2 separate regions of the Homo sapiens genome follow, and region 2 is linked to region 1. A link is a loop called in an ENCODE intact Hi-C map of the cell type or tissue named here. Cell type or tissue: CD14-positive monocyte. All regions are shown on one strand.

Region 1 (2,500 bases):
ACAGTTGGAGAGCAGAGATGATGACATGGAGTCCAGGAAAAAACAATCCAATCCAAAGGTGAATTACAGAAAGCTGGGTCATCCAAGGAAAACAACATACTCTGAAGCAGGTCAGTGTTATCCAAACAGGTATTTTTTTGCTAACTGAAACAATGGCCAAGCACCCCGCATGCTACTTGTGCCTGGGGCAGCATCAGGCTACTGCATCATTAGAGCACCCAGCAAGGACACACATACACTGGCCCATCAACTAGAATTCCTCAGGAAGGGAAACCTGGACTAAGAGGAATGACTGGCACAACATTTTCCTTGTCCATGTTTTCTCTTTTCCAAAAACAATGGAAAATGACAGTTAAAGAAGGCAGAGAGTTCTAAATGTACTACACAATATCATCTCGCTGAGAACATTCTGAGTGTTCATTCGGGAGGATCCAAGGCCAACAATAAACTGGAACCATCAAGCAAAAACTTAAGCAGACCTGGCTCAGAGAAAAGCTAATACTCTGTCAACTCTGGTACTCAACCAAGCTTCATGCTGCTGGAAGAAGAACAGAAACAAGAAAAAATGGCATTTAGCAAATCACTTTTTCCTTGCTAAGGTCAGAAAGGTCCCAGGGATCCACTACAACAGCCAAGTCAGACATAAAGGCAGATGGAGCATACACATTGGAAAGTGAGTGCTACTACAAGCTTAGCATTTTGACAATTTCATGTTGGAGGTCTAAGAAACTTTGAGGAGGAGGAAGGAAAATGGAAGGCAGAAGGAAAGGGGGAAAAAGGAAAGATAGAGAGGGACAAAAGAAAATGAGGTTAGAGAGAAAGAAAGGAAGGGGAAGTTTGTGTCTGTGACGTAAAAAAGACTATCAATTCTACTTTCAGTCTCTGAATGTTGAGACATCATAAATCTATCTAGACTTAGTGATCTTATTACCATTTGCCCCTTGGAAAGCTGTGATTAACTACACCAAAGCAGAAATACCGAAGAACAGCAACATGACTCATCTTTGTCTTTGATCTTCAAAAACTCTCCCATGCTGTGGAGTTCAAACTACATGCTGCTTTGCTTCCAAACTGCCGACAGCAAGCAAACTCCACCACTAGCAATAGGAGAAACTAGGGAAAAATGTGAAAAAGCACCTGGCTAATGTCAAGAAGTCAATCATTCTGATGGCACTGGATTCCTAAAGCCATTATTTCAAAATGTAGTGAACTGACAAATGACAGAAGGAAACCACCACCAGCCCTCAAATGAGAGAAAACCATTGGGAACCACACATCTTAGAAAAAGAGGAAACAATTCCTTTCCCCAGTAACTAACTGAATTGTAACCCCAGCCTAACCACTTAAACATTTCAGATAAAAAGATCTGCTTTGACCCTAACCTGGTAACATAAGCAGAGGTGGAGAAAGAATGAATTCAATCTCCTAGCTTGTAGGGGTTGGGAGAAGGCGGGCATAATGGGTGATTAAGATAATTAAAGTCACTGCACAGAAACAGTAGAGATTTACATTATAGCATTCTCAGCAAACAGGCCTTTAACAATCAGTGTTCACAGTAAGTTCAAAGAATCACCCAGTGGCCACAGGACTCAGGGGTTTGTGTGTGACACATAGCCATCACATCAGTATTCATCAAATTCACTGATATTTAAAATAAAACAATCTTTGATGACAAAAAGATTAAACTTTTGGAACCCTAAAAGTAGTCCAATCAATGCAAAACCGGGCAACAAATCTTCAAACGGGTTTATGAAATGATCTTCAGAGGTGGCCTGCTGGTTCCTTCTGTTTTTAGAGAGGGGTTAACTAAGGGCCAAAATAGAAAGCGGGTGAGGTGAACAAAGACTAGATGCACTTCAGGCCAGGACTCCAGACTCCTGAATTTTTCTACCTCCAGCCCATCCTACAAGGTGGGGCCACCTGCCTCTTTATGGTGGCCCTCCTCAGAGTCAATACTAGGAAAACTACATTTTTAAAAGTAAATGTTGTTAAGTCAGAATCTGATTAGAAATACCAGGAAGACAAATTGAGTCTTTCTGGATACCTTAGTAAGATCATCTTTTTAGAGGGTAGAAAAAAGTATCCTTTGGATATTCCAAATTAAGAAAATGAGGAACAATGAAAGAAATGAATTCATCCCAAGTGTAAGAATGTGATGATACACAATCTTCAACTGCATATCTTCCTGACTCTGAGGTCACTGAAATGTCTCATCTCTTCATTTTTATGTAGCCTGACAAATTTTGGACAAGGCTGCAGGTCTGCATTTGAAGTACTAACTTCTATAGTTCCACCCTGAAGAAATAAAACAGTTCCTTCCATTTTGCCCTGCTCAAATTTACTCCTAATGTGACTGTTTGCTTACATTCTCTCCCTATACTATTACAAACACAAGGAATTAGAGGTGTCAAACATGATGTCCATTTTATAAATGAAGAAATGGAGGTGTCATAAATGCAGAGACCATCAAATTATGATTTTCTCACTCAAATGTTGAGAG
Region 2 (2,500 bases), 50 kb before region 1:
CCAGCCTATAATTTTTAACATGAACTAGGATCTACTTATTAATAGTCACGTAGTGCATGTTCAATGTAGATTCACACTTCTATCCATATCTTTATAATGACACTTGATGATAATGTTTGAGGCCAACAAGATTGTTTATCATTTCAATGAGCATTAAGCATACCTTACACATTTCTAGTTTGGAGCGCTATGGCAGCAGGAGAAATTTCATTATTTTCAGTGATAAGATACAGTTTTCTGCAACTTATCACTGAAAATAATGAAAAACCAAACACTCATCTTCACATTTACATACAGTCATGCACTACATAATGATGTTTTGGTCAATGATGGAGCACATATACGCAGGTGGATCCCATAAGATTATAATGGAGCTAAAAAAATCTGCTATGGCCTAGAGACTGCGTAGTCATAGCCTGCAGCACAATGCATTACTCACAAGTTTGTGGTGATGCTGGTAAAAATAAACCTACCGCACTGTGAATCCTATAAATGTATAGCACATACAATTATGTACAGGCAGTAATGGTAATGGATAACAATAATAAATGACTATGTTAATGGTGCATGTATTTACTATCATACTTATTATTGTTATTTTAGAGTGCATGCCTTCCACTTAAAGAAATTAACTGTAAAACAGCCTCAGGTAGATCCTTCAGGGGGTATCCAGAAGAAGGTATTGTTATCATAGGAGATGACAGCTCCATTTACATTATTGCCCCCTGAAAACCTTCCAGTGGGACAAGATATAGAGGTGGAAGACAGTGATAAGGATTATCCTGACTGTGTAGGTCTAGGCTAATGTGTATGTTTGTGTCTTACTTTTCAACAAACGAGTTTTAAAAAGTAAAATAAATAAATAAATTTTAAAAATAGAAAAAAGTTTACAGAATAATGATATAAAAAATATTTTTGTAGCTGTGCAATGTTTGTTTTAAGCTAAGTGTTATTACAAAGGAGTCAAAGTTTCTTTTAAAAAAATTAAGCATTATAAAAGTTACAGTAATCTAAGGTTAATTTATTATTGAAAATGAAAACTTTTTGAAATCAATTTAATGTAGCCTAAGCGTACAGTTTATAAAGTCTACAGTAGCGTACAGTAACATCCTAGGCTTTCACATTCACTTCCTATTTCATCAATGATTCACCCAAAGCAACTTCCGGTCCTGCCAGCTCCATTCACGGTAAGTACCTTTTATACTCTAATTTTACTGTACCTTTTCTATGTTTAGATGTTTACATACACAAATACTTACCATTGTGTTATATAACTGCCTATAGTATTCAGTACAGCAACATGATGTACAGTTTTTAGTATAGGAACAACAGGCTATACCATACAGCCTCTGTGTGTAGTAGGCTATACTATCAGGGTTCCTGTGAGTACACTGCATGATGTTCCAACGATGACCAAATTGCCTAAGGACACATTTCTCAGAAGGTATCCCAATTGTTAAGTAATGCATGGCTGTAGCTTGTTAAGTAGTATAGGGGCCTATTATCAAGCTTATACTCGAAAAAGACAAGTAGCAGCAATATGTCAATAAAACCACTATGAGCTGTTTCTTGAGTGGTCAGAATGAGCTTGACAATATACTAAGGACCATAGGAGATTACTGCACAGTAAGTATTAAAAAGGCAGATGGAGTTGGTGACTACTACAGTCCTCTCACCAAAAAATTATTACTGAAAGAATCTTGACTGTAATTTCTTCTTCATTTTATAGGTGGCTAAACTGAGACCCAGAGATAGTAAGTAGTATTTAGTGATGGACCTGGGCTAGAACTCAGGTCTCAAGTCATAAAACAGGCATCCTTCCACCATGACAGCCTGTCTCCTACATTCACACACAGATTAGAAGTCAACCAGAACAAACTATATAAGGAGTGACTTACATGGATCTCAAGGGCATTATGCTAAATTTAAAAAGCCCATCTCACAGAATCACATATTATGATTCCATTTATGTAATGTTCATGAAATGACAAAACTATGGAGATGGAAAACAGTTGTCAGAGGGATGATGGGAAGGGAAAGGGGTAGAAGGGGTGGCACTAGGGAGACCTTTGTGATGACTGAATAATTTTCTACCTTCATTGTGATGTATGTGAATCGACAGTTGATAAAATGGCATAGAACTATACAAAGACACTGTATCAATGTAAACTTCCTGGTTTTGATATTGTACTATAATTATATGAGATCTAACCACTGGTGGAAACTGGGTGAAAGGTACATGGGATGGCCCTCTCTCTACTACCCTTGCCACTTCAGTGAATCTACAATTATTTTTAAAAAAAAGTCAATGGGATTTTAACTTACTGAAAGGAGACAAGAAAAGCATTAATGACTCTAAACTCCATTCTCACCTAGAATAATCAGAATAGTTCTCAACCAGAATAAATCTCTGAAGGTCAAAGTAGACAAAACTTGTCACCATCCCTCTACTCCAAACTCTGTAGTGGCTCCTGTCTCACTCAAAGCAAAGGCCATGTAC

What was found. A loop is a pair of places that touch in the nucleus more often than their neighbours do. Peaks named below come from ENCODE experiments on the same cell type or tissue, not always from the same donor. Only the 100,000 strongest peaks of a DNase experiment are listed, where the experiment ranks them.
Region 2: a loop joins it to region 1, with 1.8 times the contacts of the local background. A loop is called at or near these places in 2 of 110 quality-filtered maps.

Annotation. Positions count from the first base shown.
Region 1 is chr7:127,818,971-127,821,470 of GRCh38, reverse strand. The region is part of intron 11 of SND1 (staphylococcal nuclease and tudor domain containing 1); the gene reads right to left. Among named protein-coding and RNA genes, the nearest start is that of SND1, 170 kb to the right of the region's middle. In CD14-positive monocyte, no CTCF peak of the experiment used is centred here; a DNase peak (open chromatin) is centred at 950; H3K4me3 peaks cover 859 bases; H3K27ac peaks cover 2,474 bases.
Region 2 is chr7:127,869,355-127,871,854 of GRCh38, reverse strand. All of the region lies in intron 12 of SND1 (staphylococcal nuclease and tudor domain containing 1), which reads right to left. Among named protein-coding and RNA genes, the nearest start is that of SND1-IT1, 130 kb to the left of the region's middle. RefSeq lists a silencer at 1,091-1,210. In CD14-positive monocyte, no CTCF peak of the experiment used is centred here; a DNase peak (open chromatin) is centred at 1,154; H3K27ac peaks cover 2,258 bases.